Regions from separate parts of the Homo sapiens genome. Here region 1 is linked to region 2. Evidence: chromatin loops called from intact Hi-C (ENCODE). Cell type or tissue: PC-3. All regions are shown on one strand. Each heading gives the region's core, and the rest is flanking DNA. Links, peaks and the distances in the headings are about the cores only.

Region 1 (6,702 bases), core at 1,088-5,087, 59 kb before region 2:
CAAAAAACAGTATGCAAAAGAGACCTAGACCCTGCCCAAATAGAGCTGAGGTTTAGTGGAGAGACAGATACTCATCCAATAAGCATGAAATCAACATATCGTTACACACTGCAATAAGTGTCAGGAAGGGGAGGGCCAGGGGGCTACCAGAAGACTGTCACAGCCACAGGCCCCAGCCCAGGGACCTTCTAGCTCAAGCCCCTCATCACGCATGTGGAGAAACCGAGGCACACAGAGGGAGCATGACTGGCTCAAGGTCACACAGCAGGTCCTTGGCAGAGCTAGAGAAAGAACTCCGCCCCCTGCCTCCCAGCAGGTGGCTGTCAGCACCATCACCGCTTCCAGAGCTCAGGCCTCCCCCGCCCCCACCGCAGCCACCCGTGGTTTATGGCCCCCGGAAGCCCCTCCGAAGTGTCTCATCAGCGAGGCCCCGGGCCACGGGAGATGGGCTCGTCCCAGCTCGGGCCAGGCAGCCGCCGATCGATTGCGCGTGTGCCGCCCCGATACTCCATCTCATTAGGCCTTCGTTTTCATCTCCCGGCTTCCTGGCAGCCTTCAAATTATCCCATAAAATTTATTTACTATTTCATGAATACATAAGCAGCAGGCAGGCACAAGCTTTTTATATATTTACACTGTATATATTTCACGGGAGACTTATAGCTGTCTCTAAGGCAGAGCGGGGAGAGGGAGAGAGACTGAGCAGACGGAGCCGGCAGCTGGTGGCAGAGGGAGGAGACAGGAGGGAGGCGCGTGGAGGGCAGGCGGGGACGAGGGGCCCACGGTGCCCACGGCGGCACTGGGCCACACTGGGCTGACCTGACACTGCTGGGCAAGGGATCGGGGAAGGCTCCACTTTGGGACACGCATGTCATGTCAGTGAGGCAGGGCTCCTGGGCTCTGAGGTGTGGGGCTGAGGTTGATGCTGCAGGTCAGTGGTGCTGGGTGTGAGGCTCCAACCTTACAACAGTCTAGTATGGAGGTACTGATGGGTCATAGGGGATCCTCATGCTGGTGGAGAGCTGGACCCTCATTCTGGACCCAGAGTAAGCCCTGACTCTTGCTCCAGACTAAGCCCTGATCTCAGTTACAGACTGAGTCCTAATCCCAAGCACAGACTGAGCCCTGATCCCAGTCACAGAGTGAACCCTGATCCCAGTCACAGACTGAGCCCTGATCCCAAGTCATAGACTGATCCCTGACCATTGTTTTAGCCTGAGTCTTGAGCACAATCACAGAGTATCCCAGTTACAATGTGAGCCCTAATCTTAGTCCCAGCATGACTCTTGACCCTAATCCCAGACTAAGCCCCAACTCCGGTCAAAGATTGAGTCCTGACCCGAGTCACACACTGAAGCCTGATCCTTGCTCCAGACTGAGCCCTAACCCTGGTACAGACTGAGCCCTGACCCTAATCCCAGACTAAAGCCCTATTCTAGTCATAGACTGAACCCTGATCCTAGCTGTAGGCTGATCCCTAACCCTATTACCCATACCCATGACTCCTCACCCCAGCCTGCCATCTCTCAAGGTTTCACTCATGTACACAAGCCACAAGCAGCCTCTTCTCCTCCCTGTGAATCTGCATGGGGACTGTGTGTGGTGACCACATGGTGGTATTGCCCTCCCCACCCCCTCCACATGAGGCATGGCCGTGTGACTTGCTTTGGCCAGTGAAATGGGAGAAGCAGTGAAGCGTGGCCCTGTAGGCTGAAGTCCAAACATGGCAACGTGTGCTTCCACCTCCCCATCCCCCATCCCATCATCTACCAGCTGTGTTCCACCAGTGAGCGCTCCCATCATCCTGGCACCTGGTGGGGAGGACGATGTGGGGTGTAGCCCTCACCAACCCACAGGGTGAGATGTCAGCCTTTGATGAGTTGTTTTCGGGGGCTGAGATTTGGGGGCTGCTTTTCATTGCAGCATAACCTGACTGATACAGCCAGAAACCCCTTTTCCTCTGAAGTCAGCTGCTCAGGGTTCTGTCCATTCCTAATCTCCAAGGTTTTGCCCTACAGAAGGCAGAGGACAGGTGCAGAGAAATCACTCAACATGTCAGAAAACCTGTTGCACAAGACCAGGCACACTGTAGGTGCTCAATAAATGCTTGCTGAATGGGAAAACATGTATTTTTTTCTCCACACTTCTGTCTCAGTCCTTTAGAAAATCTGCTCATCCCAATACAGTGAGATGCCAGTCCAGGAGCCTTGAAGGACAGTGGTTGTGCCCAGAAAGTTCTTCTGGAATCGAATCCTGTCTCCAATATCAGCCGTGTGGCCTTGGGAGAGTCTCTCTCCACTCTTGGTGCCTCTGAGTGCCCTATCTATATGGAATGGAGAGAGGAATCCAAGCCTCTGTGTGTCTCACATCCTGGCTTCTCCAGAGATCTGGCTGGTCAAACCCTCCAAATGTCAAGCCACTGGTACCATCTGCTATCATTTTTGTATTTCTCCACTCAGCTGTTCTATCTTCATTGTTATCACTGTCTTGACCATCCTCATCACTGCTAATGTTCACTGAGCACTTACTATGTACCAGACCTAGAGCCTTTACTCATTTTAATCTTCTTAATGACTCTCAGAGGTCAGTTGTTACTCTTTCATCTACGCATTAATTCACTTATGAACTCTCTGTTCACCTAATGATCTCTTTTATATCTCCCTCTCTCCTTCCTTCTTCCTTCCCTCCCCCTGCTTCCTTCTTTCCTTCCACTGTCTCCTCCCTTCCTCCCCTCCCTCCCTCCCCCCTCTCTTCCTTCCTTCCTTCCTCTTTCCTCTCTCTCTTTCCTCCCTCCCTCCCTCCCTCCCATCCTTCCTCCCTCTCTCTTCTCCCTTTCTCCCTCCCTCCTTTTTCCCTTCCTTCCTCCCTTTCTTTCTTCTCCCATACCTCCCTCCCTCCTTCTGTCCCTCTCTCCTTCCCTCATTCATTCAAAAGCAGTCTATTACAAGGTGAGGAACATGGGCTCTGGACTCTGACTGTCTCGGTTCAAATTCTGGTGCCATCTTTTACTAACTGTATGACACTGGGCAAATTAATTCCTCTGTCTGCCCTGGTTCCTGCATCTGTAAAATGGAAATAGTAATCACTTTTTCCTCCAGGAATTGGTGCAAAGATGAATTGAGTTATGCTTCAAATAGTACTTGGCAGAGTCAGCAGTGAGTAAATGCTGGTCATGATTATTCACAGAGCAACTGATAAACCCACATGTACCAAACCCTTCTCAGGGTTTCAGTGAGGGACAAGACACAGGAAAGTAAACAATGACAGTGAACATTGGAATGGTCACTATGTGCAAGGCACTTTATGCCCATTGTCTCAATTGTCACAGAAGCCCTGTGGGATGGGCACTGTCATTACAACTATTTTGGGAATGACTGAACTGAGGCCCAGAGGGGCTAAGCAACTTGTCTGAAGACACATGGTTCATAGGTGATGAAGCCAAGATTGGAATCTCTGTGGCCTGGCTGCTAAGCTTGTGTGCCTCACCATTAGGCGATGCAGCCACCATGCAATGCATGCATTCAAGGGCAGCAGTACTCTCCAAGAGGGTGTGCAGAGGCCTCTGCATCGGGGACTGAGCAATGAGGCTTCCCCAGGCCAGGGGGGCAGTGGGGTCCTCTGAGCTGGCCCATCCAAGGGAATCTTCTGGAGTCTCCTCGTAAACCACCAACACCCTGACCTCCATCCAACTCCAGAAGGACTTGCTTTCCCTGTGGGTCCTCTGGCCTCTCCCACTCTCCCAGGGAGGCTGTGAATCCACATGCTACAGAAGCAGGGGCTGCCAGAACCCCACCTGCCCTCCCCGCTCTCCTCCATGAAGAGAGGAGCTCCGTAACTGCACAGGGCTCAGTGTGAAGGGCTCCGAGGCAGGCACACATCTCACATTGCAGCTTCTTTTGTCCGGACCATGTAGCATTTATTATTAATTGTAATAATAATTATAATTGCTTATCGATCTCCTCCAATGCACCCGGCACTCCACCCAGCACTGAATTCAGGTCACTGCCCAGCAGACACACAAATCTATGCCCCGTGCCATGCATCACACAGTGTTAGTGCTCAATAGACATCCAATAATGTGACCAGGTCCACATGTACGGTCCTGGCCTGCCACGTCCAGGCGCACAGGCTTATGAGGTTCATGTCTAACCAGAGAGCCTCCCCATCAGCCATGTGGAATCAGTCTTTGACCCACAGCCATTTATTAATTGCTTTTTTTTTTTTTAACATTTGCATTGGACCAAGAAAATGCTGTCCTGGAATATTAGAAATAAAAGGAAGATGCTGTCCTCTTCCTCAAAGACTGTCTAGGACAGCGCTTCTCAACCTTTAACATGCACACACATGCCCTGGAGACCTCATTAAAATGTAGATTCTGATTCAACAGCTCTGGGACCCGGGACTCTGCATTCCTAACAAGCTCTAGGAGCTGCTGATGCTGCTGGGCTGCGAGGTTGCAGGCCGTGCCCTGAGCAGCAGGATCTAGTTGAGGACTGACAGTGTTCACTGCAAATAAGTAAACATCCAGAGGAGGCAATGGGAGAAGGCAGAAAGAACACATGTTTTAAAGCCCAAGATTGGGCTATCTATTTAGCTGTGTGACCTCAGGCAAGTGACCTCACCTCTCTGGGCCTCAGTTTTCTTGTCTTTAGAAAACATGGATGATGTTACCTACTGGATAGACTCATGATAGTGGTTTTAATGAGATAACAGATATGAAAGTGCCGTGCACATGGGAGGTACTGAATGCCTTTCTCCCTCCCTCCCTCCCTCCCTCCCTTCCTTCATTCCTCCCTTCCTCCCTCCCTTCCTTCCTTCCTTCTCTCCATCCCTCCCTCCCTTCCTTCCCTCCCTCTCTCCCTCCTTCCAGTTTTTGTCAGCATATGTAACCTAAAGCCATCAAAAGGATTCAAATTATTGCCACTTTTTAAAGGGAAGATGGTGAAGGTGAGGGTGGATGGAGAAGAAGCCTTCGAGGCTGGGAAGGCTGGGGGTTGGTTTTGAAGGATGGATCTAGCTTGGCTTGGCAGGGCTGGCCAGGTGCACACCATGAGAGAGCAACAGAGGCTGGGGATGCCCCACATCCCCTTGCTGAGCTCAGAGCTCACCTGCAGCTGGCGAGGACATTCTGTGAGCTGCCAGTTGCCCTCATGCCCCTCCATGTGCCTGCAGCCTCCTGCTTTTCTGGCCAAAGGTTTTCACCAAGGTGCACAGGGCAGCCAGGAAATGCTGGGGATCTAATGTCTCCAAAAGCAATGGGAGTAGGTGGAGAAATGCCACAACTTCCATGTCCCTCAGTGGGAAAGTTCTGAGGCGGGATCTGCATGGCTCGTCTGAGGGTCCCCATGGACTGACACCCTGTAAGTAACCTGCGCCTTAACAAAAACTGCACTGTTTTCCCCTTCTCTGCCTCACTTTCCCACTTTCTTCCCTCCCAAATAAACAACCTGCACCCAAGTCCTTGTCTCAAGATCTGCTTTTGGGGGACCCCAAACTAAGGCAGATGGGTCGTAGGCAGGAAGTCATCGTCATCCTTCCAGGGATTCAGGTGCAGAGAGCATCACTAGGTTTCTCCAGCCACAGCTTGCTTTCCTTGGTGCTTATTAACACGAAGGCTTTCTCTCTCTCTCTCTCTCTCTCTCTCTCTCTCTCTCTCTGTGTGTGTGTGTGTGTGTATGTGTGTGTGTCTCTGTCTCCCTCTGTCTCTGCCTCTATCTCTTTGTCTGTCTGTCTCTCTCTTCTCTCTCTGCCCTGTATACCTTCCATCTCTCATGTCATTTTCCATGGAGAGTTCCTACTCTGGCCACACTTCAACCTCAAAAGTATCAGGTGTATCACCTCAAAAGTATGAGGTGAGTTAAATCACCTCAAAAAATAGTGGGCAAGGCAGAGATGATTATCCCTCCCATTTCACAGATGAGGAAACCGAGGCCTGTAGAGGTTTTGCTTGTTCAGGTGTTCATTCAACCAGCCTATGTTGGATGTCTGCTATGTGCCAGGCACTGGGACAGGCAACACCTTGGACAGGGGCTCACCTAATGATTCTGAGACATCATCGAGCACCAGGGCCCTTCAGGGAGCTTATTAAAATTCAGATCCAGGCTGGGCACCGTGGCTCATGCCTGTGATCCCAGCACTTTGGGATGCTGAGGCAGAAGGATTGCTTGAGCTCAGGAGTTTGAGACCAGCCTGGGCAACATGGTGAAACCTCATCTCTACAAGATATACAAAAATTAGCTGGGCATGGTGGCATGTGCCTGTAATCCCAGCTACTCAGGAGGCTTAAACACTAGAAGCACTTGAACCCTAGAAGCGGAGGTTGTAGTGAGCCAAGGTCACACCAGTGCACTCCAGCCTGGGAGACAGAACGATAGTCTGTCTCAAAAAAAATGCAGGTTCCAGGGCCCCATCCCCAGAGATGGCAATTCAGTGGGTATGGTTCAGGAGAAGACCAGAAATCTGCAGAGTAAACCCCCCGAGCTCTACCAAACACTGCAGGTGATTCTGGGACAACGGGTCCTCCCTGGAAAGACTCTGAGAAACACCAATTCAGAAGAGGTAGATTTGGGCCAGGACAGGAGGATGCACAGGACCCAAGGATGCAGCGGAGCCCCACCCCAGGGTGGGAGGCAGGAACTCTCCAGCCAGTGGTTTCCCAGTGCTGGGGTCCTGCCTTGCCAGCCGTCTGGTCTCCCTCTGCCA
Region 2 (6,702 bases), core at 1,299-5,298:
TCGGTCCTTCCTCCCGCCCTTCGATCAGAGCTAAGCGCCATCCTCTCCCCTCCCTCCCGCGGCCCCCCTCCTCCAGACTCATCCCCCACAGGGAGAGCCGAGGAGGACAGTGATGGATTTGGGCCAGCCTTCATTTTCATTCTCGATCCCTGCATCTCGCGCTCGCTCTCCCTCCCTCTCCACTTCTCCTCCTGCAGACGGATGACAAGTGAGAATGTCTGTGACCCAGAGAAATTATCTTCCCTTCTCTTTCACCGCATAATTTTCTGCCCTCTCGTCTGGACAAGCCTGGGTGATTTTTAGCTACAAAAAAGGGGGAAAATTATCATTCAGGAAAAAAAAAATAGAAGGAGGCTCCTAGCCATCCAACAGACAGGCTGTCTTCTGGGTGAAAATGAGAATCTCCTGTCTTGTGAACTCGGTGGGGGACTTTGCAGGGGGTGTTCACACCGCAGGATGACTGTGAGCACCCCGGAGGGCCAGGCCCATGCCCCAGCACATTCTAGAGGCTTGAGGCCCCTGCAGATTTTTCTGGGAGTACCCCAATGTCTACCACATGTGGGTGTACACCTGGAGGATTTCATGGGGGAGGCAGCACAGTCATGAGGCCCCTGTGATTCCCTTGCATCACCTCACTCTCCAGCCCTGTGCCTAGGACCTGGCAACTTTTCCCCAGCCTGTGGCTTTCTGGAAGTTTCTTTCTCCCTCCCCACCAATCACATACACCTGCATGCCCAGACACTACGCTACATGCTCGGGGCCTGCTCCACAGGTCAACATACTAAGTCTTATTATTTCTAAAAAAAAAATCTCTATTTTATTTTTCTGATTTAAAATTTCAAACATTACAAGAAAAGGTTTAGCAAGTAAAGGTCCATCTTTTTTCTCAACCCTTTTAGGATAACCACTGCTAATGGGTTGGTATCTGTTTTGCCAGACTTTCCCATGCAAACATCATGATTATAAAAAGGTACACACACATGCATATGCACACGCACGTGCACACACACACACACACACACGATTCACTGAGTTCCTCACTCAGCACTGCCATTTTCTGTGTGACCTTACGCAGGTTGCTGAACCTCTCTGAATCTGCTTCCTCATCTGTAAAACAGAAACAGTTATAGATTGTAGGTTGTAGGGAAAACTGAATAAATTAACACGTGTAATGTGCTTAGAACAGTGCTGAGTACATAGAAAGGATAGAGGAAGAGCACTGGAATACACTCTTCCCAGACCCAGCACTTTAATCAGCCTAGCCTCTCTTTGTTTTACATATTGTGAATTGTTTAGGAAAATAGGTTTTCCTGCTTAACACAGCACACACACACACACATACACACACATTAGTTGTAAAGCTGCTAGCACTGGGGCTGAGCAAGGCTGTGGTTAGCAGACTAAGCTGGTGTACTCCCACTGTGTGACCTTGGATGAGTGACTTTACCTATCTGGGTCCCAGTTTTGCCATCTATAAAATGGGAATAATAATAGCATGGAGGGCTCTTGTGAGGAGTAACTTAGGTAAAGTGTGTAAAATAGACAGCAGTGCCTGACATACCATAAAGATTGCCCCCAAATAGTAGCTGTTGTTGTTATGAATTAGCTATGAACATGACTTTGCATTGAATGGATTAGAGGGGGTGTGTACTTATTCAGGGCCTAGAAGCAACTATGACCTCCCTCTTTCCCAACCCCTACTGTCACTTTGGGGTCAGAGATGGGCCTCATAGGGTTAGTGAAACCTCTGGAATTATGCGCATGCACACCGCTTTTGCATCCACTAAAAACCGTTTTCTTCTCAGGCAAAGATCTTTCTCTTTCATCAGATACTCAAAGTGGTCATTAACCCAAGAGAGTTAAGAACCCCTGAGGCTTAACACAGGCTCTCTGCTTCCTGCAAAGATCTGCTTTTCTGCTAAGGAGAAGCCAGAGTTTGAATCTCTAAGCAGTGTTCTGAGGACTCTTGATGGTCCCAGAAATCCTTCCAGGGAACCTGGGGGCCTCTCCCTTTCCCACCTCATATTTTTGTACAACTAGATTTTCTTCATATGCCTCAAGCAAAACAACAGGTCGCAAAAGTGGGTTTAAGAATCCAGGTGTTTCTGGGAGCGGTGGCTCATGCCTGTAACCTGAACACTTCGGGAGGCCGAGACAGGTGGATCACTTCAGCTCAGGAGTTCAAGACCAGCCTGGGCAACACGGTAAGAACTTGTCTCTACTAAAAATACAAAAAATTAGCCAGGTGTGGTGGCGTGTGCCTGTGGTCCCAGCTACTCAGAAGGCTGTAGTGGGAGGATCACTTGAGCCTGGGGGCGGAGGTTGCAGTGAGTAAGCTGAGATCATGCCACTGCACTCCAACCTGGGTGACAGAGTGAGATCCTGTCTCCAAAAAAAAAAAAAAGAAAGAAAAAGAAAAAGAAGAAAAAGAACCCAGGTGTTTTCTATTAAGTCAGACATTTGCAAAAATGTAGAACAATGCCACTCTGCAACCTCCGCCTCCTGGGTTCAAGCAATTCTCCTGCCTCAGCCTCCTGAGTAGCTGAGATTATAGGTGCGCACCACCACGTCTGGCTAATTTTTTGTATTTTTAGTAGAGATGGGGTTTCACCACGTTGGCCAGGATGGTCTCAAACTCCTAACCTCAGGTAATCTGCCCACCTCGGCCTCCCAAAGTGCTGGGATTACAGGTGTGAGCCACCGTGCCTGGCCCTCCTCATTAAATTTTTATTTTTAGAAAATTATTTGCTTTCTATAAATATGTTATATGTTAGTATATAATGACTTTATAATTATTATTTTAAAAATTAAGCCTTTTAAATGTCTCAGTTTTAATTTCTAAAACAGTAAATATGGATACACATAGCTTACATAAATAAAAGCTCTTTGAGATCCTCAATATTTTATGAGTGTAAAAGTGTCCTGAAACCCCAAAAGTTTGAGAACTGCTGTTCTTTGGAAACCTACCTGGTTGTGATAGAAGGAGCTGTGACACATCCAGCTCTAACCCAGGGCTTTGGCTATGGGGCATTCTGGGAGATGTGGTAGGCAAGGCAGGCTAGTGGCAGAAAAAGGGGTGGATTAAGGATCAGGCCAGCTGAACAGTAGCCAGAAACAGCCACCCGTAAGGGTCATAAAATCAGCAATGGATGTGTAATAATATGGAGAAAATAGTGTTTTGTCCAATTCCTCTCAGGAGAGTCTTGTATGAGGCTGTTACAGGGATAAGTAGTGAGATCCCCAAGAGGCTTTCTCAAGTAACAGTGATGATTGCTAAACTGCCCTGTAAGGACTGTGTACCTAGTAACTAACTGCAAGGCCATTCTTTGCTGAAGAGGTTATGCAAGTTTGGGTCCAGAACGGAATTGCTGCAGTTCCTGGAGGAGAGGCTGAACTTTGCCACCAGAGGACACTCTTTCTCGCCATCTCCCCTAGAAGCTCTCTGCTACCCCTTAAAACAGTGCAGAGCAAATACCTTTACTGGCTTTTACTTGAAGGGGCAGCAAGTTATTGGTTATACTGGGCAGAAAATGTGGGCTGATTGTAAAGAAGGAGCAAATGGAGAAGCAGGTGAAATCAGCAAAGAGGCAAATCAGGACTCCTGGGCAGGAAAGGGCTCCCTTATTCATCAAGAGTGAGTTTGTGGATCACTCTGTAAGACTCAAGACCCAAGGTGAAAACATGAACTCTCCCGTTAGGAAATGATGCTTGCTGAGAAATATCCTCAGGGGCCACAAGTAAGGTGAAAATCCCAAATCTGCTCGGAAAGGAGGCTGGAGATAGGAAAGGAGTTTCCTTGACCAACTAGCATGGATCATTTAATATGGAATGCTTTATCTTTAAGAAATAGATTCAAAAAATTCAAACCCAAGGCTGACTCACACAGAACCTGGCTGTCTTTGCAGGTTGGAGGTGAATAATCAAGATACCTGTCTGCCTTGTTAAAGAGGCTAAAATTCTTCTCCTTCCCTTCTGTCCCTAGTTTTCCCTGAACAAGCAGTGCAGTTACTGCCCACCTGAGGAAGTTCTGAATGCTCTTAAAAATGTTCTGGAATGCAGCTGTGAAGCCAGAGGTATTTCTTTCACAGATAAGCTCCGGGGCAGTTAGCCACAAGAGGGGCAAGTCATGCCAGGCTCTGCCAATGGGAAGGGCACAGGTTTTGGGATTGGGGGAGCTGTGGATGACTCCCAACTCTCAAATCTTACTTCTAGAACATCCCAGAACATTCCTGTGGTATGTTCTTGGTTCTGTCACTGAATCTCCATCAGCCAGGGTTCTGGGAGGGATGAAATGCTAATTGAGGGGGAGTTAAAGGAACAAATGTGTGGATGAGGTTAAGAGACATCAGAAAGGGGAGTGAAGCTACTTGGGACTGGCAGCAGTGAGGAGCCATTACACCTTGTTCCTATAAGGCAAGGTGAAGCAGAAGCTACTAGTGGTCCCCAGGGAGCTCATGATTTATTAATAGGGTCAATTTCACCCCGAAAAGGGGCAAAAATTGATTATTGGGAGGTGAAACAAATCTTACTCTGTATGTAGAAAGCAGAAATATACATACAGCACATAAACAGCAACACAGTATATCTGCAGTATTGTAATTTCATGGGGAGGATGAGTGATTAGAAAAAAGTCTAGAAAGTCTTCTTAGAGGGATGATCATTTTTAAAAAGCTTGGCTGAGTGTAGTGGCTCACACTTGTAATCCCAGCACTTTGGGAGACTGAGGCAGGCAGATTGCTTGAGCCCAGGAGTTTGAGACCAGCTGGGAAACAGGGAAACCCCCATCTCTGCAAAAAATAGAAAAATTAGCTGGGTGTGATGTCGCATGCCTGTGGTCTCAGCTACTCAGGAGGCTGAGGTGGGAGGATCACCGGAGCCCAGGAGGTCAAGGCTGCAGTGAGCTGTGATTGTGCCACTGTACTCCAGCCTGGGCAACAGAGTGAGACCCTGTGAAAGAAAGAAAGAAAGAAAGGAAAAGAAAGAAAGAAAGAGAAGGAAAGAAAGAAAGGAAGAGAGAGAAAGAGAAAGAAAGGAGAGAGAAAGAAGGAGAGAAAGAAATACAGAAAGAGAAAGAAAGAAGAAAGAAAGAAAGAGAGAGAAAGGAAGGAAGGAATGGGAAAGAAAGGAAGGAAGGAGGGAGAAAGAAGGAAAGAAAGAGAAAGAAAAAAGAGAAAAAAGAGAAAGAGGAGAAAGAAGGAAAGAAATACAGAAAGAGAAAGAAAGAAGAGAGAAAGGAGAAAGAAAGAAGAAAGAAAGAAAGAGAAAGAAAGGAAGGAAGGGGAAAGAAAGAAAGAGAGAAAGAAAGAAGAAAGAGAGAAATAAGGAAAGAAAGAAATACAGAAAGAGAAAGAAAGAAACAAAAAGAAAAAGAAAAGGAAAGAAAGGAAGGAAGGAAAGGAAAGGAAGGAAGGAAAGAAGGCCAGCCTCAGCCTCCCAAAGTGCTGGGATTACACGTGTGAGTCACCACGCCAGGCAAGGCATGGATGTTTTCCAAAAACTCCCTAGGGGATCTTGATATTTATCTAGGTCCGGTCTGAATCATATGATATGCTTTATAACTATTATCTACCCATACATGTGTACATTTCTATCCTTCCTATGTTTTTTAAACTGAGGTATAAATTAGATAATGTACACATGTTGATGAATTTTGATCTAGGTATACACTGTGTACCTATCACCCAGATTAAAATATAGAACGTTTCTCTTCCCCAAAGGTCATTGCTATCCTGTTACCACCTTCAGTTTTGCACGTTCTTGAACTTCAGGCCAGTGCTGCTGTGGATGCCAGTGGTTTCTTTTTCACTGCTGAGCTGTATTCTGTTGTGTGGATATACCACAATTTTATTATCCATCCTCTGTTGACAGGGTTGTTTCCAGTCTTTCACTACTGCAAATAATGCTGCTATGGACATTTGTATATAGATCCTTTGTCTATATTCTTATTTTAATGACATTTTATTCCTTTCTCCTTTCATGTTATACTCCATGTCCAATTTTCTTTTTTTTTTCACATCTGCAACATATTTATTTTTCAAAGGAATGGATTTTGAGAGAAAATAACATGGGGCAGAGATATGGAACAGAAAATAAATACAAGGCCCGGTGTGGTGCTCATGCCTGTAATCCCAGCACTCTGGGAGCCCAAGGCAGGCAGATCACTTGAGGCCAGGAGTTCGAGACCAGCCTGGGCAACATGGGGAAACCCCGTCTCCACTAAAAATACAAAAATTAGGTGGATGTGGTGGTGCACGCCTGTAATCCCAGCTACTCGAGAGGCTGAGGTAGGAGAATCACTTGAACCCAGGAGGCAGAGATTGTAGTGAGCCGAGATCATGCCACTGCACACTCCAGCCTGGGTAACAGAGTGGAACTCTGTCTAAAAAAAAAAAAAGAAAGAAAAGGAAAGAAATACAAATGTAGGCGGTTTTGCTAACTGTTTTATAACCATAACAAACTAGTTCAGTGACTGTCCTGTATAAAACACAATGAAGCTTCCAAGATCAAGGCTAAAAATTTCAGTCTCTGGTTTTTGGGACTCAGGGTGCAGTCCTTGATTTCGGATGGATCACTGGGTGCGTGGTACAGTCCATGCTTTTAACCAGATTTGAACAGAAGAGTGGCCACTTGGCCCAGGTAGAAACAGATGAAGCATTTGGTTTCATGTGTCACATAACTCCTGAAGTTCCTCCCCATGATGCA

What was found. Peaks named below come from ENCODE experiments on the same cell type or tissue, not always from the same donor. Only the 100,000 strongest peaks of a DNase experiment are listed, where the experiment ranks them.
Region 1: it touches region 2 in a loop (6-fold over the local background); 1 of 110 quality-filtered maps calls a loop at or near these places.

Annotation. Positions count from the first base shown.
Region 1 is chr12:113,724,534-113,731,235 of GRCh38, forward strand. No RefSeq gene overlaps it. Among named protein-coding and RNA genes, the nearest start is that of LINC01234, 46 kb to the right of the region's middle. In PC-3, for the core only: no CTCF peak of the experiment used is centred there; a DNase peak (open chromatin) is centred at 3,218; H3K27ac peaks cover 2,574 bases.
Region 2 is chr12:113,782,942-113,789,643 of GRCh38, forward strand. It overlaps the pseudogene DYNLL1P4. Among named protein-coding and RNA genes, the nearest start is that of LINC01234, 13 kb to the left of the region's middle. RefSeq lists an enhancer at 1,580-2,116. In PC-3, for the core only: a CTCF peak has its summit at 3,444 (motif pointing right); a DNase peak (open chromatin) is centred at 4,000; H3K4me3 peaks cover 347 bases; H3K27ac peaks cover 1,373 bases.